Regions from separate parts of the Homo sapiens genome. Here region 1 is linked to region 2. The links are chromatin loops, found by intact Hi-C in ENCODE. Cell type or tissue: adrenal gland. All regions are shown on one strand. Links, peaks and the distances in the headings refer to the core of each region. The heading gives the core; the rest is flanking DNA. Region 1 overlaps TMC3 (transmembrane channel like 3). Region 2 has its middle 30 kb from the start of CFAP161.

The links. Hi-C counts contacts between places; a loop is a spot of excess contacts. Peaks named below come from ENCODE experiments on the same cell type or tissue, not always from the same donor. Only the 100,000 strongest peaks of a DNase experiment are listed, where the experiment ranks them.
Region 1: a loop joins it to region 2, with 3 times the contacts of the local background. A loop is called at or near these places in 7 of 110 quality-filtered maps.

Annotation. Positions count from the first base shown.
Region 1 is chr15:81,324,789-81,341,280 of GRCh38, reverse strand. TMC3 (transmembrane channel like 3) reads left to right here. Exons shown (of 22, transcript NM_001080532.3): 17 at 1,777-1,887; 18 at 2,501-2,626; 19 at 3,357-3,435; 20 at 4,630-4,672; 21 at 6,306-6,561; 22 at 8,019-10,193. The coding sequence ends at 8,862. TMC3-AS1 (TMC3 antisense RNA 1) reads right to left here. Exons shown (of 7, transcript NR_120365.1): 2 at 8,740-8,936. Among named protein-coding and RNA genes, the nearest start is that of TMC3-AS1, 8.7 kb to the right of the region's middle. In adrenal gland, for the core only: CTCF peaks have their summits at 4,308 and 4,518; no DNase peak of the experiment used is centred there; H3K27ac peaks cover 1,075 bases.
Region 2 is chr15:81,096,122-81,112,613 of GRCh38, reverse strand. It overlaps a transcript of CFAP161 not described here. Among named protein-coding and RNA genes, the nearest start is that of CFAP161, 30 kb to the left of the region's middle. RefSeq lists an enhancer at 850-1,009. In adrenal gland, for the core only: a CTCF peak has its summit at 5,943 (motif pointing left); a DNase peak (open chromatin) is centred at 5,874.

The sequences.
Region 1 (16,492 bases), core at 2,979-5,478, 230 kb before region 2:
TGTCAAAATCTTGCCTGTCCTCCAATTTTGTCTCCTCCAAGAGCCATTTCCAATGTCTTACTCTTTCAATGAATCATTACTCCTCTTGAACTCATGACACTTTTAAAACGTTTTGCCGAAGTTTAATAATCCTTTAGAAAAAAAGTACACAAATCGTAAATGTTTAGCTTGATTAGTTTTCAAAAACTGAACACAAGGCACTCAGATCAAAAAACAAAACACAAATGGCAACCAGAGCATGCCCACTTGTATGTCATTCCAATCACTGCCAACTTCTAATGGCATAATTAGGCTTGCCTGGGTTTTACTTGATGTAAACGTAATCACACACACACACAGTATGTGCTCCTTTGTGCCCAACTGCTTACACGCAACATTGTGTTTGTGAGATTCAACTCACTGAGAAAATATACCCCAATTTCTTTATCCTGGCTCCTGTTGACGGGCATGTAGGTTGCTTCCAGCTGTTAGCCATAATGAGTAATGCTGCCTTGAACATCCTAAGTATCTTTGTTGCATATATACCTAGGAATGCAATTGCTGGGACACAGGGCATGCATATGTTCACCTTTAGCAAATAGCACCAAAAAGTTTTCTAAAATGAACACCCCATTTTACATGTCTAGCAGCATTATATGAGAGTTCCAAGTGTTTTATAACCTTGCCAACACTTATTCTTTTAACTGTTTTAATTTTACCAACTTTGGTGAATTCATAACACATTCTAAATACTTTGATTCAGTTATTTTACTTTGACATATGGTTATGTGTGTCTATATCAGTGGCTTTCAAACTTTTGCTCATGACCTACTTGACAATGCATTTTATCTGATGACAGTACACATATATTAATACATTCAGAGATATGTTTTGATATATTTATATATGTTATATATGTGTATGTATATTTATTATATGTATGTATGTCTGTGGATAGACAAAGATAAAGAAGTTTCACAACTTATCACTCTCCTACTACATTCTGTGCTCTCTGAAATCTTCTGTTCTCTTTTAGTCAAGTCTTTTTCATGAGAGAGAGAGAGAGAGAGAGAGAGACAGAGACAGAGAGAGACAGAGAAACAGACCAACAGAGAGTACTAGTTGAAAGTAACTAGATTGACCCCTCATTCTCTTTTCTGAACTGTGTACAGGGCCTTGCACACCAAACAGATCTAAGCTGCCCTCAGGGGAGCTCTGGGCATCCAAACTCCCTGACACTAGCTTAGGGCTCAGGGACCGGGGCTTAATCAGGTAGAACACATACCCTGGGCAGCCACATGCGGAGTGGATAAGAGGTTGAGTGCAAATCACACCCAAGTGAGAGAGTCAGGAATCATAAACAAAAGAGCCAAACCATCCCGAGACGTAAGAGACAAGTTCAAGCCTGGGAATAGGAGAGGGAACCATTAGGTAAGGACCCAGATGGATGGGCAATGCTTCTAAGATTTTTCCATAAATTGAGTTTACTGTGTGGAACTCCTGGGTGCCAGGGTGAGTTCACCACTTTTATGGTTTGAGGTGAACAGGTGCTCAGCAAATGTTTATTAGATGAACAGGTTGGGTGGGAGATCTCTGAAGTTCCTTTGAACGCTGATTTCTAGGTTTCTAAGCTGCATGTGACCCTATGACAGATCCATTTGTAGGTAACCCTGAGAGGAGGATTTTTAGTTTGCAAAGAGTCAGGGCAACCGTTTCTGTGGCAGCTCTTTGGGCATATGCAACCCTGGCAACTGGCTATGGAGTGAACTTAACACATGACATCTGATTTATCTGCAGATCCAACAACTTCTACTTGGCAATGCTCCTGTTTATGCTGTTTCTGTGCATGCTGCCAACCATTTTTGCTATTGTCCGATACAAGCCATCTCTAAACTGTGGGCCATTCAGGTAAGTTTCGTTCCCAGCTCTGCCCGGAGTGACTGACAGCTGTAAGGGAATTAGATCATATTGAACTGAATTCTCCTCCAAGCTCACAGAGCAGGTAAACAGGATAGAAAGATTGCAAACCCGCATGTTTTAAATCCAAGACCAGGGCTCTTTCCTTAATAGAAGGCTGCCCTTAGTATAATCATCTCTGTGCTCATGTTAAAAAACACAATCCTTTTAAAGTGAAAAAGAGAAACAGCATTGTTCTGTGCTAGAGGACATTCTACCTGGTCAAAACACAGAAAGCTTTTATTAAACCACAGTGCACAGCACTTTTTTTTCCTATATTATCCAGCTGTATTCAAGCAAAACCCTCTAGTATCTTCATCCAGCATTCAAGTCAGCTTTGATACAATATGGAATATTTAGTCTACCTTAGTGTACACGATTAGAACACACACATACATGCAATGTGATTAATGACCCCATCTTCCATCCTCCATATTAATTAGATATGAAATCATTTGAGGAATGTTATGAATTGGCCTCCAGGCATCCAGCCATTTTCTGATGTCTTGCAGCATCTTTCTGCCAAGAGCAATAAAATCTGGAGTTATGTTTTTCTTTCTCACAGTGGACAAGAGAAAATTTATGACATTGTGTCAGAAACGATTGAGAAAGACTTTCCTGTGTGGTTTGGCTCCGTGGTTGGACACATCAGTAGCCCCGTGGTCATCCTGCCCGCAGTACTCCTGCTTTTGTGAGTACCACACCTGCCAGCTTTGGAGGGACTTCTGTGTGTTTGGCCAACAAGAAAACGCTGCTTTCCAATAATTACATAAAATTTATTAGTTCATTCAAAAATCACTTAGGCTTAGAGCCTGATGATCTCAACAGGGACTCTGAGTCACACACCAGAGTCACATGAGGCACTGTGCCATGGAGACACAGCCACTGGGTCTCAGCGAGGGGCGATGAGGGAGCACTCCATTGCCATTGAGGTGGTTATTGATCCATCAACACCATTTGGTCAATTACTGTGATCACTAGAATGGGGCTGAATGCCATTATCATTTTCTAGAAACTTAAATAATCCTGAAAAGGAATTTCACAACTCAGCTGAGTAGCTTTGGCTTATTTTGGTTTAAAGGAAAAAAAAATAAAAGTGAGTGGATCCTGTACTCATAGCTTGATAGACTGCAAAATTTCTCCCCCATTTTCAGTTCTTCCTTATTGCTATCACCAGTGCAGAATTCCAGGTCAACGAGGGTGCTGTGGAAAGCCAGGAAGAGAAAACAAAAGCAGCCCCTTCCCAGTGCTCACTGGCTTGAGAACTTGCTGATACATTTTGTCCTTAGCGGAGGGTCAGTGGATAGCCCGCATCTGGCCTGGGAGCCTCTCATTCCTGCCAACTATCTGCAGGGAATGTGGTCTGAAAAGCAGAAAAGCGAGTTGCAGTCCACTCATTGTCCTGTGTTGTTCTGTCCTAGCATGCTCATCTATTATCTCCAGAGCATCGCACGGTCTCTAAAGCTCAGCAACCACCAGCTCAAAATGCAGATCCAAAACGCAAGTATTTCATGAACTTTGCTATTATGAATATGTGTCAACCACATGACTGAGATCCCGCCAGCGTGGGAATACAAGTGAAGTCACATCTTCAAGGTTTCTGTGACTCTTGGCCACCCACTATGGTGCAAGGCCACCAATCCCCAGATGTCCAAGAGTTATTTCTAAGAATACCCAGGGATGGCTCCCCTTTGCTAGGAGGAAGCCTGCTCCTGTTTTTCTTCCTCCTCAAGAGGCCTTGCAGCTGCCTCGAGCCTTTCAGTGCCCACCCTGTGACCACACCAAGCCCTCAGTGTGCCAGGTACTTTTGTGAGCTCTGGTAGATTGGCAGGGGAGAGAAAGGGCCCCTTCCCAATCCTTGTCAACTTGGGCATCTGAGCCCAGCAGCACTGTTTGTCCCTAAAGCCTCACCTCTTTCATATCCTTTAGATGTGGCTGTCATTACGTTCTCTCCATGGGGCTCAAACCCTATCTCTCAGAGCAGTCCCAGGGAGACACACGCTCCCAAAACTCCCACAATTTCTCCTCCTCCACATACCCCAGGTGTTCCCTTAGTGCCCTGGGTCCTCCAGACCCCAAGGAAGGATCCCAAGACTGGGATGAGGCCAGTGAGGCTCCCAAAGCACCACATTTAAGGAGGCTCTGTAAGCGTAATGCTGATTCTGTCCTTTCACAGCCCTGAAAATAAGTGCCTCCTTAAATTTGGCACCCCAGATGCCTCACTGACCTCACCCATGCAAAAAAACTCCTTCCACTTCTATCAGAAAAAAAAAAAAACTTCCCATGAACATCAATTCATGCAAAGAAACACAAATTAGCTTCTAATTGGAAATTCATTTGGAGTTACAAAGGCCATTTTGGTGGAAACATACATCTCCAGTGTTGTCGATCTGTATTTTTTTCTTTGTGATTCAGGCAAACTATTATGGACAGAATCTAAACATGGTCTGTTAATTAGCTGTCCCTAAATAAAACTGGCTAGGCATAAAACTTCAGCTCTCAGGTATCTGCATTTATTCACTCAAATAACAGGCCCGAGCCCAGAGCATACCGTCCATAGGGGGCAATAGTAGTACAGTTATGGTCCAAGGTAAGAACTATGGCATGTAAATCTTTTTCTCTTCCCCCAGGAATAATATTTGTTACTGCTTCCTGCTAAAGCCAAAACAAACATGCATATCATTTGCATTTTAGGCAAGATCAGAGGATAAGAAAAAGGTTGCCCAGATGGTAGAAGGTAAGTATTTCCGTTTCTTTTTGTTGTTGTTTTTTTGTTTTGAGGCAGAGTCTTGCTCTGTCGCCCAGGCTGGAGTGCAGTGGTGTGATCTCGGCTCACTGCAACCTCCACCTTCCCGGTTCAAGTGATTCTCCTGCCTCAGCCTCCTGAGTAGCTGGGATTACAGGTGCGTGCCATCACACCTGGCTAATTTTTATATTTTCACCATGTTGGTCAGCCTGGTCTCAAACTCCTGACCTCATGATCCACCCACCTTGGCCTCCCAAAGTGCTGGGGAGAGCTAGCCCCTAGAGCTAGCTCTAGGTGTGAGCCACTGCACCTGTCCTAATATTTTTTTTAAATGCAGAGATCTGCTGTCTCAGTTAGTGGGCATTTAAAAATACAGCCATTTAAAGTAGTTTGCGGTATACTACCAATACAAATTCCTGATAACCTGTGTTTTTTCACCAGTAACTATGCACAATAAAATAAAATCTAGGGATATAAATGTTGTTTTAAATCTTTAATTTTTATATCATATCCAGGCCCATGAATAATCCCAAAACATGTGTAAAATCAGAAGGAAGTATCGAAGTAGGAGAGGAAAAGCAGCACATTCACGTGGATGAAAGCCCAAAGAATCTCTTTGTCTGGGTCACTTTTGTATACTTCCTCTCCATGGCCCATCTCTTCCTTGCAATGTTCCCTCCCAGGTCCCTTCCCTGAGCCTCCTTAGGTTCTGTCCTGTCCCTGCAGAGCAGGGAGAATGGAAGCATGTGGCGTAGAAGTCTGCTGTGGCCTGAAGGGAAGAAAGTGGGCAACGGCAGCTCGAAGGAGATGGATCTGTTTCTCAGGACCACTAACAGAGTGCTGTGAGCTAGAAGGCTCACTGGGCACCATTAACATGGCACAGCCTACATGAATGAGAATGGGACCCAGAAGGGCTTTAGGGGCTAGCTCTCACAGCTGTTGCAATACTTCACTAATTGGAAGGGAAATATTCCTCTCCAGAAAAATGTCTGAGCAAGACCTCTAAGGCCTAAGGATTATGCTTGCTTGCTCCATCAGCTTTTCAGAGAGAAGCCTACAATTGATAATGATTACTGAAAGTGACTGTGGCTCACGCCATAAAATGCCTCTGTAATCGTCATCGCTTATTTGCCAATTAAGCGTAATTAAATTTAGTTCAGGTCACCTTCAAAAGCCAGAATCCACATAGACTGTTTCAGGATAACAATAGCATTGTCCAGTGTTCATTTTCCAGCTCGAGACCACATCTTTTTTCAGAATGCATGTGAACTGTTTCCAAAGAATCATAATTGTTGTGTAAGCTTTATTATCTCCATTGAATAGATAAGGAACTGGAGGCCCAAAGCTGTTAAGTACTTGCTTTGCCTCATGGGAGCATCAGATGGAGCACTGTAAAGCCTTGTGTTCACTTGATTCCTCCTACACTCCCAGCTCCAACTTGCAGGGATGAAATCATTTGAATTACAGAATGTTTGTTGCCCACTGGTTAGGTGCATTTGTAAGTGCACTCAATTGTTTGCGGACCAACTCTTGGATGTCATAAAACCCTTGCAACTCAACTCATCTGAAGTTGTCACCTGCTCAGTGACACCTGTCTTCTCACAACACCTCCCTCTCCCTGCAGCCCGAATCCAGACCCAGGAAGAAAGCACCAAGAAGCTTCCAAACGACAGTGATCTTACCAGCCAGCTGTCCTCAGCGCACTCGGGCACACCCCAAAACAACGGCAACGTGGCCCATTTTGACTCAGGGAGCAGCAAGAGTGGCAGGATAGAGACAGTCGCACAGTCCATGCCCCAGAGCCCGAGGCCAGGGGACAGGGCTCCTAGCTCACCTCTCCCTGGGGTCCCCAAATCCAGGCTAGAGCATGAAACTAACAGGTGAGGCTCCACTGCAGCACAGATTAAAACCTGGAATGTGAGAGATTTGAAGGCCTCTGCAGCTTCAGGAGGCCAAGGCCATTAAATTCTAATTCTCCCAGAAGGCATGGGTCAGGAGACTATGACAGCTGGTACTAAAAAGAAATGGAGGCGGGGTGGGGGTGTCAAAGTTTATCAAACAGGACAAATTCTTCCTCCTAGGTTATCTGCCATTTAACTTGTAAGCAAACCTTCCAGCCAACCTAGGATAAACATTTGTCTAGGCTAAGAAAATAACTGTTTATTTTTTAGTTCCACAGTGGCCATATTATTGGCAAGATCTTCCATATTTTAGCCCTAGTCTGGTCAAGTTATTGGCAAGACCATTTATGCATTACATGGGGTCAAAGAAAGCAGTAGATCCCTTCCTACTTTAATGGAGGTAGGACCCCTGGAAAGATGAAGGGGATAGACCTGCGGTGGCCCAAACTCATATGGAGAATTATATTTGATCTGAATGTAGCACAGCGAAAGCAATATAGATAAAATACAGGGGCTCTCTTTTTTAAAGATAATGACTAAGTTAGCAAAGAACTTGAAGTCTTGTTATATAAGGAGTTGTCTGCCTGTCTCTGTGGGGTCTTGACAAGGAGAAAGGGTTCAAACACTCCTTGAGAGGCCCCTAGGGGTCAAACTACAGCCACCATACAGATTCAAGTCTTTATCAGGAAGAACTTTTTTTTTTTTTTGAGACTAGGGTTTTGCTCTTGTCACCCAGGCTGGAGTGCAGTGGTGCAATCTCGACCCACTGCAACCTCCACCTCCCAGGTTCAAGCAATTCTCCTGCCTCAGCCTCCCGAGTAGCTGGGATTACAGGCACCTGCCACCACACCCGGCTATTTTTTTGTATTTTCAATAGAGACCAGGTTTCACCATGTTGGCCAGGCTGGTCTCAAACTCCTGACCTTAAGTGATCCACCTGCCTTGGCCTCCCAAAGCGCTGGGATTACAAATGTGAACCACCGTACCTGGCCAGGGAAGAACTGTTTAATATGTACAACTCCCCTCCACCCACCAGTGGAAACTCAGAGAAGTGCTTGAGAAGTCAGACAGCTGCTTAGCAGAAAGGATGAGAAACTGTGTTCCTAACATGTGCTTCACAGACACTAGTCCCACTATGTGCCTCTTGACACAAAGAGGGCTCTGTGAGGAAATACACTAGCATAACACCCCTCGCTCTGCAGTCTTCATGGAGACTCATGTGTACATCACTGATTTAGGTTCTGAAAATTCCAGCAGTAAAGAAAACTGTTTAGCCCTGTCCCCCAAATGTCTCTGTGCACACAATCCATACCCATTAACCAGTTGGAACCAGCCTCAGTGAAAATGCTCAGAGAACTGCTCACAGCTCACAGTCCTCAGGTGTGGGGCTCTGAGACCACCAAGGCCACAGCTACTTAACCGCCCCTGTCTTACAGGTATCTGCACGGTCTGTGTGCAAGCACCAGTGACCTTCACAGGAACAGATCGCGCACACCTATGACATTTACAACGCACATCGAAGATGTACACTCAGAACCTCTTTTCCGAAAAGACTTTCAGCAAATCAACCCTCCTCACCGTGGACCACAGGCCTCGACTTTGCTGGCACAGGGTCCCAGGCCCCACGCCCCCAGATACTATGTCATTAATGAATGTGACTCTTACAAGAAAAAACATCTAAATGTCTGGCCAGAAAGACATTTCAAGATAGATGCTTCAGGTGACATTGTGGAGCTGTACCCCAGGAACGTGCGACAATATGCATCCCGGGTCCCCCGCCAGCCTCCCTCCCCACAGCTGAGTGAAGAAGAGGAGGAGACGCCAAGCAGAGATTGGATCAAACGGTCTCTTCCCCCACGCTCCCTGATAGACCTCCGTCGGGCTCCTCATTTTTATATTGGGGAGAGGTCCGAAAGTCAGACCCGGGATCCCGAGCACCAGGGGAGGGTGCACTACAAGTCGTGGAATGAAGATTTTGAGGGTCACCTTGAGAGGCCAGCCTATGTGCCCAGAAAGCCACGATCCCGGAATTTCCAATACCCACAGCCCCCTCTGAAGCCCAGAGGGAAGCCCAGGTTCGAGCCATCCCTCACGGAATCTGACTCCGTGTCGGCAGCATCCAGCAGTGACCAGCAGAACAGCAGCGCTGACCAGTACCTGCAGGTCACCCACAGCCAGGGCAGGTTCCCGAGGTCCGTGGGCCAGCCCAGCAGGAGGAAGGCCAAGTCGGGGCAGGAGCTGACCGTGGATCTGGATGACTTGATTTGTTCAGATGTCTAGGCTTCCTCCAGTGTCCCGTTCCTAGAGGTCAGGCCCCTGTTGGAGTGCTGGGCCAGCACATGGCATCTCCCTTTCTGGAAAAAGAGGTGAACAAGTGTGTTAGAGACCTGAGGGGCATGGTCAGCGGCTGCTAGCTGAGGCCCTGAGGCTGACAGGGCTACAGATACCTATTCTACAGCTACTGTTAGCCAAATTTATCCGAGTTAGGTGGCACCAAAGTATGTCACCAGCAGTGAATCATCACGGGTCTGCAGCAATCTCAATACTTGCCTCCTCGGAAGAAAGAATTTGGCAGAGGGGCTCAAGACAGAAGGAGAGACTGAGGCAAGTTTTAGAGCAGGCATGAAAGTTTACTGAAAAGCTTTAAAGCAGGAATGAAAGAACGTAAAACATACTTAGTAGAGGGCCAAGCAGGCGACTTGAGAGATCCAGTGCACTGTTTGACCTTTGACTTGGGGTTTTACACGTTGGCATGCTTCCGGGGTCTTGCGTTGCTTCTCCCCACGATTCTTCCCTTTCTTCCCTTGGGGTGGGCTGTCCGCATGCGCAGTAGTGGCCTGCTAGCGCTGGGGAGGGGAGCATGCGCAGTGTGTTTACTGGAGTTGTGCACGCGCTCACTCGAGGTTCTTCCCTTACCAGGGGAATGCTCCATTTTGTCTCTTAGTGCGCATGTTTGAGCCCACTCGCCCAACTCCTGACATTTTATGGGGAAGCTGCCGATCACCAGTTTCAGGTTTTTTCTATCTATTGGGAGACTGTCGTTCCCTGGTGCCAGCTGTGACCAATTATTATTTTAGAGAGACAATCAGCAGCCACCTGACCATCACCTGATGGTCGCCTGACATTCCTGGGGGTTGTGTTGAAGAAGGAATTCATGAATTTTACAAGTATAATCAAAGACAACCAAAAATTTTTACTTTTTCCTTCAAAAGCTAAGTGTAGTGTAGCTCCCCCATAGTCTAAGTTAAAGAAGAACACTAACTGCCTGTTTTTCCTTCTGTGCTCAGCAAGCCTTATCTGTACTTGCTAGTTTCACATTCCTTGAGGCTCAGCGAGTTCCTGCTTCACCACCCTAGCGCAGCTGCAAAGTTACAAGGTTGATGCAGAAACATGGTTTCCCAGGGATGTGGAACATGTAGTATAGATAAATGTAAAAGACTGAACAACTGCCTTTGCTCTCGCTTCTGTAAGTACGCTTCCTGCCTCGCGTACTCCCGGCCACCGACTGCTTAAAAGGTGGCTGCTTTCTTTATCCAGGGCTCAGACTTTCCTGGACGCTAGTCCTACTGAGCCAGGTGATCACCTTTTAATAAAGACCTTTCCTGAACTCACTCTGTTCAGTGTCTCCCATCTTTGATTGTCCCACAACATTTCGTTGGCAGGAGCCCCCACTGTCTGCTCATGTCTAACTGGCTACCTACTGTAACACTACCACACATGAGCAGATTGTTTCCGTGGGGCTCTTTGCATCCAGAAGCACATCAGGCCATCATTTCAATGGAACTCAGTGCTTTGCCTCCTTTTGGGTTGACCGCAAATCATAAGCAAGCCAGAGATATCTCATCCTGCCTGCTGAAGCCTCAGCTGAGATATCGGAATGATACGAGTGAACTGTTTGTATTGCAATGCTGTCTTTCAACAGACAAAAGTCATCTTCTCTAATAAGCACCACAAATCAGATGGCCACCCTTAAAGATATCACAATGCTTAGTTTGTATGAATAATCAGTTTAGTAATGACAAGAGGAACTAACATTTATTGAGAACTTATTTTACTCTGCTAACTGGGCAGTATATCTGTATTAATGAGTCAGGACACTTAGATTGGAAGTAATCCATGATTTATCCCTAAGATTTGCTGGTTTGCTTAACTGGGAAGGATGGGACTCAAGCTAGCCTCAGGCCCAACTGGAGCCAGGGCATTAAAGCACCCTCAGGAATCTCTTTTCACCTCTCTGCTCTATTTCTATGTTTGTTGACCTCATTTTCTCCTACTGGCAACAGGCTTCCTCCATGTAGTCAATGGAGAAGGAAATCACAGCCACAGAAAATGCCAGGTTTACACCATCCAGCCAATGAGCCCAGAGGGAAGAACAGCACTGTTCCCCCCACCCCCCAACGCCCCCTGCCCCCTCTCCCCTTCACATTATCTTCACCTTTATGGGCTGATGTCCTTGGATCCTTCTACGGGCATTCTGCAGGGTTTGGGCAGCAGTGTGTTCAATCTGCCATGGTTAACGAGGAGCACACCCTGATTCAAATTTTCATAACTCTTTTCACTCTAAATTGTGTCTTTTAAACATTTGTCTCCTCCACCAGATTGTGTCTTTGGAGCAAGAATGGTGTTGTATTCATTCTGCATCTTCAGTCACTGACACTTATATATTGTATTCATTTTCTATTACTGCATAACAAATTTAGTAGGCTTAAAAGAATGCAGACTTATCATCTCAGTTTCCATGCATCAGGAGTCCAGGCCCAGCTTAGGTGGATCCTGAGCTCAGGGTCTCATCAGGCTATAATCCAGGTGTCTGCCAGAGCTGGCATCCCATTTGAGGTTCAAGGTCCTCTTCCAAGCTCAGGTGATTGTTGGCAGAATTCATTTCTTTGAGGTCCTAGGACTGAGGCCCTCCACTCCTAGAGGCTGCCCGCAATTCCCTGCCACAAGGCCCTCTCCACAACATGGCTGTTTGCCTCTTCAAAGCCAGAGAGTGTTTCTTCAGCTTTGAATCTCCTTCCTTCCAGGGAAGGCCTGAACCCACTTTTTAAAAGGGCTCGCCTGATTAGGTCAGGCCCACCCAGACACTCTCTTTTGATTAACTCAGAGTTGACTGAGTGGAGATCTCATTACATCTTCAAAATCACTTCACTTTTACTATATCTGGGAGTAAAATCTCATCCTATACACAAGTGCCAGCATACTCAAGGGAAGAAGATTATATAGGGCATGTATACTAGGGAGCAGCAATCTTGGAGGCCGACCATAGATAATAAACATCTGTTAAATGTGAATGGGTGAACAAATAAATGAAAGAATTGTCCTAATGAATGAATCACAAATGGCCTGGTCACAGGGTTATATTCTAAGATTCATTACCAATTCCAAACTGAAAGAAAAGTCCGTATAAATACCACCATTTTAAATGTACACACAGATTAACACCTCTCCTGAAATTTAGGAAGAGGAGTGGACATATTTTCAAATATCTTGCTATGACAAATCCAAGAGATTGCAGTCTGCTTAAGATTCAATGTTCTACAATGCCATGAAATGGGTCTGCTTAAGACTCAATGTTCTACAATGCCATGGAAATGTGCTTTTGAGATAGAGGTGCTCATGGGAGGTTCATGATGATGGTCCTCTCTTCCTGGTGCTTGGTCTGGGACTGTGGCCTCAAGCTCCCTGGGACATTAAAACATATTTTGGAAAAGGCTGACCTTTGCTCCAGACACCTGTGGGAGCACCATTGTCTGTGTGGGAGTGGGGAGGTGCTTCTTTAGGACTTAAGGGCAAGCAGGTCCTGAGACATTCCTAAGAAAATTTGAGAGTGGCCAAACACACGCAGGGTTGAAAGTATGAGTATCACTTTCCAATGCACAACACAGCTCACATGCACTCTGGCACTTACTGTTGGGTTAGGTCTTTAATTTAAATAAATTTAAAAGACATAGAATAGTGCAAAGTCTACTGTGACAAGCACCAATATTCCTACTGTGAGAGTCAACAACTGCCAAAATTGGAATTTTATTTTATTTCCATTAAGCCATTTTGTTACTATTAATAATAAAGAAAATATTACAGATACGGTCAAAGCCTACTCTAATCCTTACACAAAGTCTCATTCCCTTCACACTAGCAAGAGTTTGGAGTACATCCATTGGTCAATTGTTTATAGTTTTATATGTTGTATGTGTGAGTATATACGTATAAGCATCCATAAACAATGTGTAAGCACATCTTAAGTAAAGAGTATTATACTGCATGTATTAATGCACATACTTATATTTTTAGCTCTAGCAAAAAATAGATCAAACTCATAACTGTAGCAAAGTATTTCATCACATGAATAAACTACATAATATCGATCCTTTTTTTTACTGATGGACATTGTAATCATTTCTACTTCTTTGCTGCTGAAAATAATGTTGCACTAAACATCTTTTATATGTCTGTCTTGATGTATCTTTTTGGCACACACACGTGCCAGTGTTTACTTAGAAGTGAATATCGGTCCTCCTAAAAGAGAAATCCCTAGCTCATAAGAGAGGAGCATGTTCATTTTCACTAGCAGCTCCTTTATTAGTCCTCACGAGTCCAGACGTCTGTGCACACTTCCTCTAGAGCATGAGAGGGCCATTTTCTTATAGCCTCACCAATGCCTGATACTGTCACACTATATCATTTTTGCCAATCTGATGAAAAAATTATACCAACTTATTTTAATTAATTTGTATTTCTTATTGTTATCATCTCTCCCTAAGTCAACTGGCCATTTGCATTTCCTCTTCTGTGAACCGATTGCCTATTCAACACCTTTGTTCATTTTTCTGTGGACATCAACCATCATCGCTGTGAAAAGGAGCTCATAAAGCTCCTGACAAAAGCATCACATGCTAGTCAGTTATCCCTTTCCCTTCCCTGAACTCTAGCCCTTGTCTAAGTTGCAGCAACAGAAAGCTAAAAACGCACTCTGTCAAAAATGCCTTTGCATAACTGTGGTTTCACCACATTGCTTTGTATTTTAGTAACAGTCCATGGGGGTGTACATTTCTGCCTTTGGTCAAACTATTATTGAGGACATGATCCACAGCATTATTAAAATCTCTCCTAAAACACCTACATAACAAACTCCTCTCAAGTCTCAAAGATCAGACTGTTATATCCATTAAAGAGTGAATTCCTTTTGATAAGAGTAGTTCAGTAAATATCTTGGTAACCTCAGATTGCTTCCTTTAGTCACTCCTTTTGTCTCAGAATTCATGAGCTCCAGGAAACTTAGAGCAAAGTTTTCTGCACATCTCTAAAAGACTAACTTCCCTAGCCTAAGGTAGTATCTTCCAGCTACTCTGTGTGTGTGTTTTCCTTCTTTTTAGGGTTTGCAGGTTGTTGTTTTCTTTTATCTTTGCACGTTTCACACTTAACACTACATATGCTCATAGGATGTAGTAGACAGCAAAGCATATGAGTAAACATTTGGCCTTTGGAAATAGAAATCGTATGTTTGCCACAGCTCTGCCACTTCCCAGCTATGTGGCCTTGGATACCCTACATGATCTTCACTTTCTTAACTTGCAAAATGGGAGTAGTAGTCTCTATCTCATGGTGCTGCGGTATTGTTAAGTTAAATGGCCCAAAACAGGTAAAGTGCTTAGGATAGTGGCTAGCAAGAAGTAAGTGCTGAGTAACGATTAGCTATTGCTGAGTAAGCAATAAACATACCGACGTGCTTACATTTGTAGATTCACATAGCACCTGCCCAAGCTAACTTAGTAAATATGCATGCAATTCTTCATCAGTGTCTAAGTGGAAAGCAGATACTCCACTCTATTCAGGGCCTTGTAAGACTGGAGCATGTGGACACTTGGGCCCATCCCCTCTATAGTCTGTCTAGTGGTGGTGTTGAGTTAGAAGCTACTGGGCTACCTGCTCCCATATACACCTATTAATTGTATTCACCTGGGACTTTGATGAAGTCTGGTGGACAACTGGGTGACTCAGAGCCCTCTCAGGACCTTGTGGGAAGGGCTCTGATCAGTGGAATCTCCAGAGCTCAGTCATTCCTCCATCCCCTTCAGCTCCAAACTGCAGCCTCAGACAGACTACAAAATAGATTTCTGTCCCAGGCCCCTGGCAAACACTGTGTGGGCAGCTCTCACCTTCCCTCTGTTCCAATCATCTGCTCACTCTGCCCTGTGCCGGCCTCCGGTGATAAAATAAATGAGTGTTCTGCTTGAAGGCTGCCCTGACCTCACCAATCTCCTACTTCCAGTTTGTCACAGGCCTCGGGGACAGTTTGCTTCTCCAAATATTTTGTATATCCAGACGTTCCCATTTCCTAGGAGCAAAATAGTGCTACTATAGTCCTGCAGGGGGTCTACTCCATCCCCACTTTCCACCATCTGGGCTAGGTTATTTTGATGGCTACATAATATTCCACTAAGTGGATGTTCTATAACTTTGGTTAATATACTGGTAAATAGGTTACTTCCAGTTGCAAGATTAATTTTATGCATCTTTGTGCAGGAAGAGTCACTGGATCAAAGAACAAGTAGAGTAAAATTTTAATATATGTTGTTATTCTGTTCCCAGGAGGTTGCATACATTTGTACTCTCATCCGCTGTGTAACAACTATTTCTCCATACCCTCACCAACACAGGGTATAAACAAACTTCATGTTTGTCCATCAATAGGTTTTAAGAAAAGCCTCTCCTTGCTTTAATTTTTAATTCCCTAACAATGAGTGAGGTTCTGCATCTTTTTATAGCTTTGTTAGCCATGTCAATTAATTTTTCCACAAAGTATCTTTCCATGTCTAATGCATTCTTTTTGTTTATGGGGTTGTCTGAAAATTGCTTAATGATTTGTATGAGCCCTTGGTTCGATAAGAAAACTTATGTGTTAAAGTGTGTCCCGATTTTTTTCTCATATTATCTAACTTTTTATGAAATTTTGATGTGCTTAATTTTTTAATGGGATTAATTTACTAGTCTTTTCTTTTATGGGTCCTAAGAGTATTTACATGCGTTACTTCCCTCTCTCTTCACAAGGGCATAGGGAACATTTATTTGTTTGTTTGTTTATTTTTATTACTTTTTGAGACAGGATCTTGCTCTGCAGCCCAGGCTGGAGTGCAGTGGCGCGATCACGGTTCACTGCTGCCTCTGCCTCCCGGGTTGAAGCGATCCTCCCACCTCAGCCCCCCCAAGTAGCTGGGATTACAGCCCCGCGCCACCATGCCCGGCTAATTTTTGAATTTTTAGTAGAGACGGAGTCTCGCCATGCTGCTCAGGCTGGTCTCGAACTCCTAGGTTCAAGTGATCTCCTGCCTCAGCCTCCCAAAGTGCTGGGATTACAGGCGTGAGCCACCGGACCCCGCCAGGAACATTTATGATGTATCCCATTTCACCTTGGAGTAAACTGAAGCTCAAAGAATAATGAGTGAAACTGGGTTTAGATCTTGAGCTCCCTAATTCCCCATCCAGGTCTTCTTCACAGCCTGGCTGCCCTTCACATCTTCCAAAAAGGTCTTTCAAGTTGTCAATTTGTTTACACTACTCTTCCAAACATTTATATCGAAAGTTTAAAGGAAACAATAAGTACATAAAAAAGAAAGATAAGAAATAGACCTCAGTATTAACCTTTTCAAATATTTAGTTGGTGATAGCGCAGAAGAGGGGAAACCGAGGCTGTCCTTGCCATTCACGCTGTGAAGATGCGACCCTGGCTCACTCCCCGCAGCTCCAGGGCAGCTGGAAGCAGAGAACTCCCATATCTCTAATAAAGCCGGGCCTCTCGCAGATGTCAGCGCATTGCATTGACTCCTGGACACCTGCACTAAAGGCCCTTCAGGCACCTCCAACTAAATATGCCCAGAACTGAACTCACCCTATCTCTTCTCCATCTCAGGTA
Region 2 (16,492 bases), core at 4,752-7,251:
TCATTCCCCATCCCTCCCTACCTCCAGCCAAGGTAACCATCTCCTAAATCCTGTGTTCATTATCCACTTGCTTTTCTTTTTATATAGTTTTATTATACCTATATGTAATCTCAAAATTATGTTTTAATTTTAAGTTCATAAAGATATAACATGCTCTATGTATTGTTTTCATTATTTGATGAAGCTCTTGGGAAAATTTAATTGGAGCCTTTCATTACTTGTAAAACATCTGGCAGGAAAGAAAAGTGAAAGAAAAACTTGGGAATAATCATTTTTAGAAAAGAGAAGTGGGACAAAATTCAGATATTAGGAAAGATAAATACAGGCTATTGTCTTACTTTCCATAGTTCGGAAAGTTTAAAAGTTCTTGTTGGATGACAAATGTAAGTCATCACAGTGTAGTAAAGAAAAAAAAAAAACAGATTGAAGCTCCTTTCACTCGGCTTGCGCAAGTATTTTTGTCTCTGAGCCTCAGCATCTTCATCATTAAAAACAGATTAAAGATATTACTGGTAACTCTCGGGAAAGTATTTCCAAAATAATCTGCAATATGTTAATAGGTGTGAAAGGGGAAAGGGTTCTATGGTCAAATAAATTTGAGAAATGCTGAGTTAAATAGGTTTCTTGATTGCAGATCTTCTCAGATCCTTGAATTAATGGCCTGCACTATAAATCTACAAAATGGCAATAATCCATACAACACTTCCTAAGCTAATTTCAACATCAAATCCTTTTCTTTAGAATCACCTTTTAAAACTGCTATTTAAGGAACAATGACTCAGAGACTTTTTGAAACTTAAATGACATAATAATAGAAATGATGAATAGGATTTGGACATGCAGATGCAAGAACAGAGGTAAGCACTTTCCAGGCAGAGGAAGGAGGATGAGGCCAAGCACAGAAGCAAGAAAGCAAGGGCCAGGAGGGACACAGGGTGATGAGAGGCAGAGGGGAGATGATGGGAAAGTACCTTCAGCATCGAGGCAAGAGTTGGTGGTTTTCTTCTGCAAGTAGTGGAGAGCCCCTGAAACTTTCAGAAGAGGAAATTGACAAGGGACAGAGAGTAGAGCTTTCGGAAGGTTGCTGGGGCTACAGGCCATTGCCTGGATTTAAAGCAGACAGGCCAGGGTAGGGGGTCAGGAAGCCTAGTTAAAGATAGCCCCAGGAGAGGTGATGCCGTGTGCTGACTTAAGCAGTGGCAGCGGGGATAAGGAGGTGGAACTAAATAAGAAAAGAATCAAAAGTGATATTGTCAGGTCTTGGAAAAATGACACTGCAATGGGCAAATCCTTTCAATTGTTCATTCAACCAAAATTCACTGTGCGTCAAGCACTGTGCTCAGCCTTCTGGATGCAGTGGGAAATAAGATACTCATGGTCCCCGCCTTTGTGGAGAGTCAGAAGGAGAAGACTGTTCTGAACAAGTAGTTACATGTGTAAGGTGTGTTGCCGAAGGGTCAGTACAGGGAGGATTTCTCTGAAAGGAATTCAGCAATGTTTTCCCACTAAATAACAGTCCTTTGAAAAAGCAGACAGGATATTGAAAATAATCCAGTTTAACAGAACTACATAATCATTTTTTAATAGCTCATCTGATCAAAGGCACGTATTCCTATTCTCTGCAAAGAACATAGAGTGATGTCTCTACATAGAAAGGGTCTCCTAGTCTTTTTTGTCTCCATCTATTTTTGCCTTCAGCTTCTAGCAGACCCCTGGGGGAAAGAATATCACACCAACAATGCACCTTTGCTTCTCCGCAGCCCAGCATGGCCACCAGAGCCCAGCATTCGTCCCCAGGAACAGGACTATGAGCCTAAGGTCTTGCATCCCCTTTTTAGTGCCCTTGATCATCTGGTGGTCAGTCTCCAGTCCCCTTCCACCGAAGCTGACCACTTGGGTAATATGCCTGCTTATACTATGAAATCCTGAGAGCGGAAGAGATTTCTTACTATTTACTTTCTCCACTGGCTTCTAAAAAGGGAAACCCTTTTGTAGTTAACACTCTGGTGGGTATGGGAATGCCGGCATGGACCCAGAGTAGTGTTTAGTCTCAGTCTGCCTAAGAGAGTGAAAAGAAATGAAGTTTCCCATCTGTGGTGATGCATTCTCCAGAAGCACCCAGAGGCAAGGGTGACCAGGAGAACAGCACCCTCCTGGAAATTCACAGATATCCTGGGGAGGGTTTCAGACTTCTAAGTGGCATAAAGGGGATGGAGGGAGTGGGGGGCTTCAAGTCATTTATTCTAGATATCAAAAAACATAGAGACCTTTAACTGATATTTTCGTTATAGGAGGATGCTGTCCTTCAAAATCACCAGAAAATTTTTTAAATTTTTGCCCCCTTTTAAGCAGGGGAGACTTCTTTTAAACAAAAGCAAGACAGAATTCAATTACATAAAACAAATATGAGAGGTCTTCAAAAAGTTCATGGAAGACACATCTTATGAAAAAACTATACATGGATTTAAAAAAATTTTGCACCAAAACAAACTCACACTAACCTGTACTGAATGTCTGAACAGGATCTATTTTGAGGCACTAAGAAGGATAAGACATCAGTTTGCAAAGATCTCGTATCAGAGCTACATGGATTCTGCTAAAATTGGACCAAGAACAAACATCAAATTTATGCAGAAATTTGGGTGGAAAAATGGTGAAATCACTGATGCTTTATGAAAGTTTATGGTAATAATGCCCCAAAGAAATCAGCAGTTTAAAAATGAATAATTAATTTTAATAAGGGATGAGGCAATGTTGAAGATGAAGCCTGCAGTGGTAGACCATCCACATCAATTTGGAAGGAAAAATATTATCTTCTTTATGCCCTGATTAAAGAGAATTGACATTAACAGTAGAAACAATAACCAACATCATAGACATCTCAATTGGTAACTTACGCAATTCTTTTTTGAGATAAGGTCTTACCCTGTCATCTAGGTTGGGGTGCCATGGTGCAATCATAGGTCATCACAGCCTCAAACTCCTGGACTCCAGTGATCCTCCTGCCTCAGCCTCCTGAATAGCTGGGACTACAGGCATACACCACCACACCCAGCTAATTTTTAAATTTTTTGTAGAGACAGGGTCTTACTATGTTGCCCAGGCTGGAGCACATACAATTCTAACCGAAAAAAGCAAAGTTGAACAAACTTTCTACTTGATGGGTGCCAAAACCATTGTGCCCAGCTCAGCTGCAGACAAGAGCACAGCTTTCAATGGAACTTTTAAACAAGGGGGATTAAGATCCTGAAGCATTTCTTTGAAGAACTGCAACAGGAGATGAAATATGGCTTTGCCAGTATGATCCTGAAGACAAAGCACAATCAAAGCAATGGCTACCAAGAGGTGGAAGTGGCCCAGTCAAAGCAATAGTGGACCAGTCAAGAGCAAAAGTCATGGCAAGAGTTTTTTGGGATGCTCAAGGCATTTTTCTTGTTGACTTTCTGGAGGACCAAAGAATGATAACATCTGTTCATTATAAGAGTGTTTTGAGAAAGTTAGCCAGAGCATGAGCAGATAAACACCCAGGAGAGCTTCACTGGAGAGCCCTTCTCCACCGTGACAATGCTCCTGCTCACTCCTCTTATCATACATGGGCAATTTTGTGAGAGTTTCAATGGGAAATCATTAGGCATCCACCTTACAGTCCTGATTTGGCTCCTTCTGACCTCTTTTTGTTTCCGAATCTTGAAAAACTTTTAAAGGAAACCCTTTTTTCTTCAGTTAATAATGTAAAAAAGACAGCATTGACATGGTTAAATTCCCAGGAACCTCAATTCTTTACAGCTGGACTAAATGGCTGGTAACATTGCTTACAAAAGTGTCTTGAATATGATGGAGGTTATGTTGAGAAATAAAGCTTATATTTTTTATTTTTACCTTTTAATTACATTTTCCCAAGAACTTTTGAAGTTGCCTCACAGATTTAAAAAGGGTGGTCTTATGATAGACTCAAAGGGTGAGTTGGGGCCAAAACTTCCACCTTGCCCCACCAGAGGGCCCTAAGAATCTGTAGAGCATAGATTGAAAACCACCGATCTAGTTTGGCCCTTCTAATTTTACAGCTGAGAAAATAAAAGCCCAGAGTGGGTCCAAACCCTTGAGGACCACAAGCCCCTCAGGAGGAAGAGCAGGGGCTAGAATTAATGTCACTTGACTTTTTGTCCAGGGCCTTTTCTACTTCCTACCCCTTATCTGGCCACAACTGTGGGAACACTCATCTGATTCTCATTGACCCATTCATCTCCTGTTGCTGGTTGGGAAAAAAAAAAAATGCTGGCCCTTATGGCTTCAGAAAAATATAAATAAAAGCATTTCACATATTGAATATAAGATTCAGAATGCAACAAGAATGAATCTGTTTGGGTCCATTTCTATTTTTCTGCAATTTAAAAGTCAGCAATTATAAAAGGTTTGGAAGCAATGCAATTATTCACTTACAGTACAATAGGGTAAAGTTAAGAAAGAGACCATTTCCAGGAACTTAAAGATACTGGATGAATGTGCACAGAAGGGTATCAAGGCAGACTCATTTCCCCAAACCGTCAGCTTCTCCGGTTCCCTTAAGCTGATGGGAGAAGATAGGGTGTGTCTCAGTTTCACAGACGAGGAAACGGAAGTGCAGAGATAGTATGGGAAAACATAAGTTAACATGGGAGTCAGAACTAAAACCCACCATCAAAAAAAAAAAATGTGATAAGAGGGGAGGAAAGGAGAAAGAAAACATTGAAAAATAAAGCCTTCCTCATGTGTTCATAGCATTTGTGGGTCTCAGACCATGTTTATACACATCAGTTTTATTTGGGTACTTCCGTTACAAGAGGTTAGAAAATAATTCAATATTATATGACCAGCTCTGTTTATTTATTTTATTTTATTTTATTTATTTGAGACTGAGTTTCACTCTTGTTGCCCAGGCTGGAGTGCAATGGCATGATCTCGGCTCGCCACAACCTCCGCCTCCTGGGTTCAAGCAATTCTCCTGCCTCAGCCTCCTGAGTAGCTGGGATTACAGGCACACGCCACTACACCTGGCTAATTTTGTATTTTTAGGAGAGATGGGGTTTCTCCACGTTGGCCAGGCTGGTCTCAAAGTCCCGACCTCAGGTGATCCGCCCACCCCGGCCTCCCAAAGTGGTGGGATTACAGGCATGAGCCACTGTGCCCAGCCTCTGTAATTTAAATCACAGGCTTTGGAGTCAGATATTCTCAATCCAAATGGCAGAACCAAGCACTCACCTGCTGTGTAAACCTTGGGTGGAATCACAGTCTATGACTTAGTTGCCTCATCTGTAAAATGGAGAAATAACCTCACTCACGTTATATGATGAGTGTGGATATGTATGTAAGATGACGTGTGTGACACATTGGCACAGTACCTAGGACACAGTGAGTACTCGGTAAATACTACTGCTTATTATTATGAAAAGTCTGACAGCAGACCAAGAATGGGAACCAGTTTTCTGCTCAAATTCCTCCAGGCACCTCATTCAGCAGATGTTTGCAGGTTTTAGATAGTCGCATTGGGCTTGTTTTTTGTTTTGGTTGGTTTGAAACAGGGTCTTGCTGTATTTAGGCTGGAGTGTCATAGTGTGATCACAGCTCACTGTAGCCTTGCACTCCTTGGCTCAAGCAATCCTCCCACCTCAGCCTCCTGAGAAGCTAGTACTATAGGTGCACACCATCACGCCCGGCTAATTTTTAAATATTTTGTAGAAATGGGGTCTTGCTATGTAGCTCAAGCTGGTCTTGAACTCCTGGGCTCAAGTGATCCACCCGCCTCGGCCTCCCAAAGTCCTGGGATTACAGGCTTGAGCCACCACACAGCCACACTGGGCTGTTTCTCATGCTCAAAAGTAATGTCTCATCCAGAAGAAATGTTTAGGACAAGGGCTTCCCTGACCTTTGAAAGAGCGTGTTTAATTTCATAATTGGGCAAGTGTGCCCTCATGTGGCAATTCGTGGGTACAGCTTCTGATTTGTGACTAGAAAAATGATGCAGTGACAGCAAGGTGTTCTCCAGGCTCAGTTCAGAAGACTCCAGTTTACAAGTGGGTCTCTGATTCCAAAGGGAGTTGTAAACCTTTGCTTCTGGAACTAATGATACATCTTCTCTCACTGTAATAAACACCGAGGTTAAAAGCCAGCCGGGCACGGTGGCTCATGCCTGTAATCCCAGCACTTTGGGAGGCCGAGGTAGGCGGATCATGAGGTCAGGAGATCGAGACCATCCTGGTTAACACGGTGAAACCCCGTCAGTCTGATGTCGGAAGCCTATTAAATTATTGTCTACTTGCAATAGTCTTAGGTTTCACTCCTGCAAATAATCCTGTTTCACATTATGTTCTAAAAATATCAAAATCCTTGAGACTCCCCCAAACTATGTCTTTCTTGCCCTTGCTTTTAACTCTATTTGAATTTACTTTCTCAAGACCCTTCTTCTCCGTGTGATTTCTACTCATCTATCAAGACCATCTTAGAAGTCATCTCCCTCAGCAACATCCCCAGCCCAGATTAAGCTGTCTGCTACTCCCTGGTTCTCATGACACTTTGCATTTTCTCTGCAAATCCCTATTATGGGCAATTTTTCTTAGCAATGAGCAACTTGGACTAGTGTAAGCCCCATAAAGACAGGGGTCTTTTTGTTTCATCGACATAGCCTTAGCCCCAGCGACAATGCCTGATAGACAAGGGGATATTTGAAAGCACCTGCCACATCAGTGAATTGTTCAGTTTCTTTTTCACACTCCTGGGACCATCTGTAGTACAGTACAAACACTCATATTATCATAAATTTTATTCACTGGAAATACACAGCTACCCATCCTCCAAAACCTGTGTTTGCACATCACGTGGACTTAATAATCTTCTGCCTGCGTCAGCCTTCAAATGCCTGTCCATCTGGATCTCATAGCAGCCCGGAAGTGTTAATACATTAGTCATGAGCTGCTGCAATAGGCAGGTCTCAGTTTCCCCAGAATTGCAGGAAACCCTCCTCTATTTGTCTCAGATAAGTTGCTATCCCTCCACTTCTGCCAACCAACCTCTCCAGTGGCCACTGACTGCTTGGCTCAGAAGCTGAGGTGGGAGAATTGCTTGAGCCTGGCAGGTCAAGGCTGCAGTGAGCTGTGATTGGGCCACTGCACTCCAGCCTGGGTGACACAGTGAGACCCCGTCTCAGAAAAGAAAGAAGAGAAGGAGTGAGGGAAGAATGGAGGAAGGGAAGAAGGAAGGAAGGAGGGAAGGAGGAAAAGAAGGAAGGAGGGAAGGAGGGAAGAAAAGAAGAAGGAAAGGAAAGAAAGGAAGAAAGGAAGGAAAAGAAAGGAAGGAAAAAAGAAAAAGAAAGAAAGAGAAAGAGGAAGGAGAGAGAGAGAGAAAGAAAGAGGGGGGAGGGTGGGGGAGAAAGGAGGAGGGGGAGTGAGGGAGGAAAAAAGGAAGGGAGGGAGGAAGGAAGGGAGGGAGGGAGGGAGGGAGGGGAGGGGGGAGAAAGGTATGGGGGAGAAAGGAAGGGAGGGAGGGAGGGAAAAGAAAAGAAAGACAAAAAATTGAGGTGACACAGCTACAAGACAGGGAACATCAAGGATCGCCAGAAGCTGCCAGAAGAGGCATGGAACAGATTCTCCCTCAGAGTCACCGGAAGGAACCAACCCTGCCAAAATCTTGGTAACAGGTTTCTGGCCTCTAGAACCATAGGAGAATATATTTCCCTTGTTTTAACCCACCAAGTTTGTGGCAATTTCTTACAGCAGCCCTAGAAAACCAACATGCCATATAAATAGCAAACTAGAGAATATCATATACAGTAGGTGCCATTTATGTAAAATTTTATACCCATGTATAGAAGCCTACAGGGATGCCTGGAAGAATGTTTTCCAGATTGGGATTGGAAATAACCTCTGACTAGTGGCATTTGGGATGATTTTTCCACACTTTCAGATTGGAATAACTTAAGACTTAGATATAAGATATTTGGAAAGAATTCTTTTATATATTTCCTCAGCCTGTGAGATCCAAATGCAATCTTTCTAGAACCTTCCAAATAAGATCAAAAGGATGCCTTGTAACTCCCTTGGATACCATATCCCTTTGGCACAGCCTAAGTCCCACTCATGGGAGAGGATACCTTCCTTGCAGCTCCTTGTGGAATACTTGCTGTCTTTAAAGTAGCTGCCAGAACTTTGGCCCGCTCCTGTTCAGTTCAGACGACCTGGGTAAGGCCTAGGAAGCAGTCCCTACTGCCCCATGCTCACTGTCACAGCTTTCTAGTCTCTTCCCAGCTTCACTGCACTAGAGGGAAAATTGAAGGCGAAAACTGAAGTTGGCTAAAAGCTCCTGTCTGTGGATGCCTCCTGGCAGCATTTGACTGAACCAGTCCCTGTTTTCCATGCTGAATTCTACTGCTACTTTCTCTGCCTTGCAGAAAAAAATTTTGATTTTCATTACTTAATTAGAAGGCTGCCCATTCTTTTTCTTTAGTGGAAAAGCACTTGACAACCAGCTCCATCACTTATTAGCTCTGTCACCTTTGAGCAGTTTTTGTTCTCCTCTCTGTGCCTCTATTTTCCCATCTGGAAAATGGGGATAGTAATTATTTAGGGAAAAACTCTCTGAAATCATGTTTTTCCTCACCTCTCATACCACCACAATAACCATCAACATAGAAGAGGACATCTGTGACCAAACATGAGGGGGTTTTCCCCCATTCACCAAGCAGCGGACACCAGCTAGGTGCCCTCCAATTCATTCCAACACTATTTATCCGGAGATAGTGTCAGAACCCATGGACTGAGGACTCAGTTCCCAAGACTACCCCTCAAGCCAGATACCAGTTGCAAGTTCAGACCTCCAGAGCATGTGACCTTCTGGCTTCAAGTTGGGATTCCCATAATCCCCTCTAGGTTTGAGATTTGCTGGAGCAGCTCACAGAACTCAGGTAAACACAGGTAGTAGCTTATTATACTGAGTACTGCAAGGGATACAGGTGAAGAAATGCATATGGCGAGCTATGGGGGACGGGACGCGGCGCTTCCATGCCCTTCCTGGGCACACCACCCTCCAGGAACCTCCAGGTGGTCAGCTATTCTATTCATAAGCTCCCCAAATTCACAGTCCTCTTGGGTTTTTTTTGTTTTCCTCTTGAGTTTTTATGGAAGGTTCATAAGGTCCCCAATCCTTTCTCCAGGATATAGGGTGGGATCCTCCCTGGGGAGGATCTTGAGACTCCAATCAGAAGGGTGGGGAAAGACTAGAGTCCTGCCTTGGGGCAAGTGAAAGGAGGGCAGGAGATTCTGTTTCCTGAGGCCAAACACATCCAGCATTATAACAAAAGCCTGTAACTTGTGTTATGGGAGTTATGAGCCAGGAATCATAGATGAAAACCAGTCTTTATCACAACACTACAGTAATACTATCTATTTTGTTCACTTACTGCAACAAGTAAATGAGTTAATGAGTTAATACATATAAATTTGACGTGAGCAGTGCCAGGCTCATACTAAGTGCTCAATAAAAGTTGCCCATCATCACCATCATCATCATCATCATCATGTGCTTCCTCGGTCTTCTCTTTCTCCAGCGGCTGCCCTTCAGTGAGGCTAAGATATTTGGTCTTTCAACCCAGGTACATTTTAAAGGCTTGTCTGGCAGACTCTCCAAAATCCTCCTTTATTATCAATCTTTTGGATGTTCTATGTCTATAAAACTTCCTCATTGATTCAACCCCATAGATCAAATTCTTCCCTTCCAAATTAATACCCAACGTAATGATCCAACATCAACTACATTTCTTGTCCTATCATCTGTCCTGGCATGTGAGTCCTGGGGCTTGAGGTATCTGCAAGCTAAGCCGGTGTCTCTTTGGGTTTGCCTGCCACAGATACCAGCCTGCCCTCTGCAGAAGAAATACACATATCTATAAAATATCTGTGGCTTACTTTTTAATTTTTTTGAAACAGGATCTCATTCTGTTGCCCAGGCTGGAGGGCAGTGATGCAATCACAGCTCACTGCAGCCTTCACCTCCTGGACTCAAGCAACCCTTCTACCTCTGCCTCTGAAGTAGCTGAAATGATGTGCACCACCACGTCAACTAATTTTTTATTTTTTTTTTTGTAGAGACAGAAGTCTTGCTATGTTGCCCAGTCTGGTCTTGAACTCCTGGGCTCAAGCAATCTCCCGGCCTTGGCCTCCCAAAGTGCTGGGATTATAGGTGTGAGCCACAGCACTGGGCCCTGTGACCCACTTCTATGACTGGATTTACATAACACTCTGCATAGATCACCTCCCCTTGAATTTTCTGCAAAAGGTCTTGTGCTGGAACTGGCCTAGAAAACGTGAACGTGGCCTGGTCCTGATACGTTCTCAGACCCAGCCCTCACCCAGCAGCTCAGGGACCTAGATCAGAACCACTCTTTTCCTGATCCTCTCCTTGTGTGAGAATATTCTGAGCACAATTGCTATTTGTGCTGAACAAATTTGCACTACTTGGCACCATTCTCCTAACAGTTTGGCTGCCACATGATAGAGCCACTCTTTGGCTCAATTCCAGGGAATGATGAAATTCAATAACAACTAAATGCCAATCTCAGTTCAATATTACAGATGGTACTTGCCGTCTCCAAGTGTACCCTCAGAGCTACACCTTTTGTCCTGGAAGAGGGTGGTGGTGTAGTCTGCAGTGAGGTAGTGAGGTCAGTTGGCCAGGCACATGATTAGATTCCTGGAGAATGTCAGACAACCATCCTGATTCTGAGTTTGGGGGGATGTCATTGCAATCAAACAGCATTGCAAAGCATCCCTGCCAGAGGACAACAGCAAGTAGAGACACTGACAGAGCACCTGGGGGCCAGCTCCACAGGAATTGTCCCTGACACTGTGGGCTGGACTTCAGTCTGACATCACTAGATGCACTGGCTGGCTCTTTGAGTGTTAATGCATTGTTATACTTCCATGCTGGTCGGCAAAGAGCTATTGCCCAGAGCCTCCTGCATGCTCCCTACTATAATAACATTCCCAGCCTCTCCCTCTCAGATCACTCACGAATCACCCCACCACCACCACCATCTTTTTTTTTTTTTTTTTTTTTTTTTTGAGACAGAGTCTTACTCTGTCACCCAGGCTGGAGTGCTGTGGTGTGATCTCAGCTCACTGCAACCTCCACCTCCCGGGTTCAAGTGATTATCCCGCCTCAGCCTCCCAAGTAGCCGGGATTACAGGTGCCTGCCACCACACCCAGCTAATTTTTGTATTTTTAATAGAGTCAGGGTTTCACCATGTTGGCCAGGCTGGTCTCAAACTCCTGACCTCAGGTGATCCAATAGACTCAGCCTCCCAAAGTGCTGGGATGACAGGCCACGGCACCCAGCCACCACCACCACCTTTATTTAACAAAGGGTAAATATTTGGCACAAGAGGGGCTTCTAGGCCTCTGCCTCAACACTACCTCTGCCTATTCCTGATTAGTCAGGGCAGGTTGTTAAATATTTCCATTGCCAACCTTGCCAGGACCCATTCACAGAAGGAAGGCTGGATTGATCAGAAATGAGATGTGGAATGTTTGCCCCAGTAAAGCAGCATTATCAAAAACAAAACCAAGCATACACATCTAGGGATTTTCTAAACTCCTTCCTCAAGCCAGCCAAGTTGGTGGCCAAGTTATTGAACTAGTAACACAGACTTAACCAGCCAGCCCTCTACCTGGAGGAAAATGAGAGGAGCTACTAGCATGCAGGAGGACAAATCCAGTGAGGACCAAAGGATGACACAAAGACATATTCTGGGGCCAGGCATGGTGGCTCACTCCTGTAATCCTAGCACTTTGGGAGGCCAAGGCAGGAGGATTGCCTGAACCCAGGAGTTCTAGAACAGCCTGGCCAACATGGCGAGCCTGTGTCTCTTAAAAAAAAAAAAAAAGAGAGAGAGAGAGGAAAAGGAAATACCTGGCCAACTTAAACCTCTTTTTGTTAAGAATGAGAATTCTTAAGAGATAAAAAGTAGATAATTTTTTTATTTCAAGGATAAAGGAAGATGCCTATTATTATCTAGGCATGTAGAAAATTGTAGGCAATGGAAGAAAAATGGAGCTAGCCTCAGTGTACTCCAGCAGCTACATAAAATTCTGAGGGGGAAAGTTTGCAAAGCAAGATTTCAAACCCCAAGAAGTCATCCATTGTTCATTATTTAAAGCAATAGAAAGACACTCTAAGGTATCTGTAAGGTCTCAATATGCCTCTGCCGTACCTTTCCATAAAAATACTATGCAGTTGATCTGTACGTCAAAATAAAGAACTCTATAATAGAAGACTGTATTACAGTAGGACAGATAATCAGCACTGAAATAATTTAAACTTAGAACTAAGATGAAATAAGTATTATGAATACAGTTTCAAAATAATGCAGATGTTAAATAATTCTTGGAGAAAAAAAATACATCAGTATGGTAACGAGCATTAAACTTTGTCAAAAGTCCCAGACTATACCAAAAACCTGGGATGCAGACAGGCAGAGAAGGTGGAAGAAGTTTTAAGTGGAAATTTTCTCCTCTTATAACACTTATTGAGTGTTTGCAAACTGCTTTAAATGCCGTACATGTATTATCTTATGTACTTTAATACTCATGCATCTATGAGGCAAAGATCATTCCTATTTTATAGGTGATGAAACAAATGGACGGAAGCTAATTACTTGTATAAATATAGGGAAAAAAAACCTTTGGAAATATACGTGAGGAGGAAGATAGTAGGAGAGGAAGATTTACCTACCTTTAGGTCTAATAAAACAGATTTAAAATAAAATAAGCACTTAGAAAATTTAAATACTAGAATTAATATGCTTGATTTAATATATATTTAGCCTCTCTAACCTGCAGTTTCCTCATCTATAAAAAAGGGATGGGACTTCCTTCCTGTTGTAATGTTCTAAGGGTAGTAAAAGGATGCTTCATCTCAACAGACAACCCTGCATGTTGGGGCTATTTGTTGAGCTTTTGGAAATTCCAGAGCATAATTTCTAGGAGCTGAGCTGTTCATCCCAGAATTCTGGACTCAATCCAAGGAAAGGACCAAAATTCCCCTTTGCTTTCAATTGCAGAACTGACCTGCGCTCCTGAGTTCCAGTGGCATGGAGTGTTCTGGGAGGGGCAGCTGGGATTCTGCCCATGGTCGAGGACAGTACTGGAAGTCTGGCAGGAATTCTTCATTGACACATGAATGAGAGCGGGTGCCCTTGGTGCTGACTCTTAGCTGGAAACCCTCTTCTTCCTCCTCGGGCTAAGCACGCCCCCTTTGGGGTAAAGGATTGGGCAGGGCTCCTCTCTGGTGTCTGCTCCTGGAGATAAGTCCTTGATGACTCTCTGCAGCCTCCCATTCGGGAGATAAATTTCCGATTTGGGAGGAAATCACACACCCCGCCCCATGCCCCAACAGGAGTTGCTACATCTCCCATCCCTCTGCAACGGTGGGAAGTGACTACACCCACCCTTCCCCAACCCTGGGGGATTCCAGAATTTGAAAGTTCAGAGCTGGAAAGATAAACATCACTGCATATCCCTCACTCCCTCAATTGTTTCTCTTCAGGAACAGAAAAGGAACAGAGAACCAGACTGTGCGGAAATTCATCCATCTGCGGGCGTTGTTAAGGGAACTGTTGCTGAAATTACATTTGTGGGTTCCTCCCTTTCCTCCTTGTCAACACCCCCACCCACCTCTTAAGAAAAGAAAAGAAAGGAAAAAAAAACCAACTTTGATTCTTAGTCCACGGTGAGCTTCAACTAGCTTGGCCCTGCAAACCTCTTCTTGATTTCCAGAGATGAAACTTAATGTAGTAAAATTAGTGTGAAATTTGGTGCTGGTTTTCTCACTTACAGCCTGTGTCACTTAGAATGAATTAACTGCCCTGTAACCGGGTTACCTGATCCATTACAGGAAATAATCCTATTTCCTCTGCTACTTCACAGGGTTGTTGAACAAAAGGACATATTGAACCCAAGATCTTTTTTTTTTTTTTTTTTTAAGAAATGGGGTCTGGCTCTGTTGCCCAGGCTGGTCTCGAACTCCTAGGCTCAAGCAATCCTCCTCCCTCAGCCTCTCGGTAGCTGGGACTACAGGCTTGAACCCAAATTCCATTTATAAATTGCAAAATAGATATCATGTGAAAGAATCTTATCCTCAGTTCCCACTGTCTCCTTCATGTATCCTACCTGCCAACCAACTCAGTTAGTGTTTTTGCCAAATGTGGAGGACGATTTACTTTTTTTCCAGAACAAGTCTTTGTTCAAACTGTTTTCTCAGTCAGAGATGTTCCTCCTCTATCTCTGCCTTCAAAATCCTTTCCATCCTTCCCAGTCCAGTTGAAATTCCCTTCCATCCCAGAAGGCTTCCACATTCTGATGTCTCTTTGCAGAATCAATTGCTCTCCTTCTGAACCCCTCTAGCTTTTTCTTTGTTCCTTGATGTCGGCACTGACCCTATTCCGCCTTACATTCGCGTTCTTTCTGTGCCAGCTTATCCCTGCAATAGACTAACCATGAATCATTCACAGGCAGCGCCTTTCATCACTGCATTCCCAGTGCCTGGCATTTAGCCTGGGCTGGGGACATAGCAGTGGTGATGGTAAGAAAGGGACAGGAAGAGGCCATCTGTCTCATGTATATGTGCTTGTATGCATGGATTTTTTTTGGAGAAAATTTACACCTTACTATTTCCCAAAGGAGTCTAAGGAAACATTAAAAACAGAACACAACTCAAGGACCAATGAGCTAGAGTAAAAAGAGAACAATACGTTTCAAGGCACCTGGGATGTTGTTTACTACAGTTAAACCCTGGATTTATCACTGAGTTTCCTGGATAAAAGGGAAACACACTGGCTCATATACTTCTCATTGTACAATAACTTTGGAATCCGATTGGAAAAAGAAAATTTTCCTGGCACTGTGTTTAAGGAGAAATTTATCAAGTGGATCTTTATATAACAGACATGAGGTCACACAATGAGCAGCATCTCCAACAGCAGTGTTGGAAAAGGACACAAAGGTCTTCAGATGGGCAATTCTTACATTCCACCGTATTTCAGAGAGAAGGGGTTTCTGCAAGGAAATGAGACGTGGCCCATAGCCAGGGCTTTCTCTACATTTGTAAGAGATGCCTTGAGAACCTAAAAGAAAGAAAAGTTGGTGTAAGTCTGCTTAATATCCGATCTCAAAGCCCACCTCCAGGCCGGGTGTAATGGCTCACTTCTATAATCCCAGCACTTTGGGAGGCCAAGGCAGGAGGATTTCTTGGGCCCAGGAATTCGAGACCAGCCTGGGCAACATAGCAAGACCCCATCTCTAGAAAAGAAAAGGAAATTAGCCACGCATGGTGGCACGTGCCTTCGGTCCCAATACTCAGGAGGCTGAGGCAGGAGGACTGCTTGAGGTTAGGAGTTTGAGATCATCCTGGGCAACATAGGGAAACCTCATCTCAAAAAAAAAAATTAAAAAATAAAAGCCATGTCTAGATTTCCTTTACGGATCCTGGTGGCTAGCTTGCAACACCTCAAGGCAGGAAGAGGCAGGGAGCAAGCAGAAAGCTGGGACAAGTGTGGGCTGAGGCAGGCAGAGCTCTGTGTCCACAATAGCCAGTGTCTGTCCCTCCACAGGGATGACATCAGTGGGCCCCCTGTTCATCAGGACGGATGCCCAAGCCTGGTTAGCCTCAAAGGAGAGGCTAATAGGTGTCTTGGAAGGCCGTGAAAGAGTCCTAGGGAATGATAGTTCATAATGGTAACACCAGACCCCCAGGAAAATTGAATTCTAAGACTATCAAGATGACAGAAAAGAACCAGCCTCAGGTGGGGCTGAATCAGAACGTGGGCACCTTGGGGTATCCATCTGTGAGTTTCAGAAGCAGGAAGGAGAGGTGGGAGCTGACCATCTCAACTGACCTCCTTACTTTATGATGGGAAGAACCTAGACTGACAGAGAGAAACTTACGCCCAAGGGCTCGCATCTGTGGCTACACAGATATAATTCCTGTGGTCATCAGTATTTTGTTTTGTTTTGTTTCGTTTTTCAGAGTCTCACTCTGTTGCCCAGGCTGGAAGGCTGGAGTTCAGTGGTGTGATTTCGGCTCACTGCAACCTCTGCCTCCCGAGTTCAAGCAATTCTCCTGCCTCCACCTCCTGAGTAGCTGGGATTACAGGCATGCACCACCATGCCCAGATAAATTTTCATATTTTTAGTAGAGACGGGGTTTCACCATGTTGGCCATGCTGGCCTCAAACGCCTGACTTCAAGTGATCCACCTGCCTCTCAAAGTGCTGGAATTACAGGTGTGAGCCACGCGCACAGCCTAATCATCAGTTCTAAGACAGCTGCTTGTCTCTGCATAAAAGAGGGAGCACTTGTCTTCTGGGTCTCCACACACCTGAGGAACAGCAGCGCCTCACCAAGAGTTGATGCTGAGATAGCCCCAGGGTTTTCAGCTTGAGACTTTTATGTCTAGAAAGAACTCTCTCTC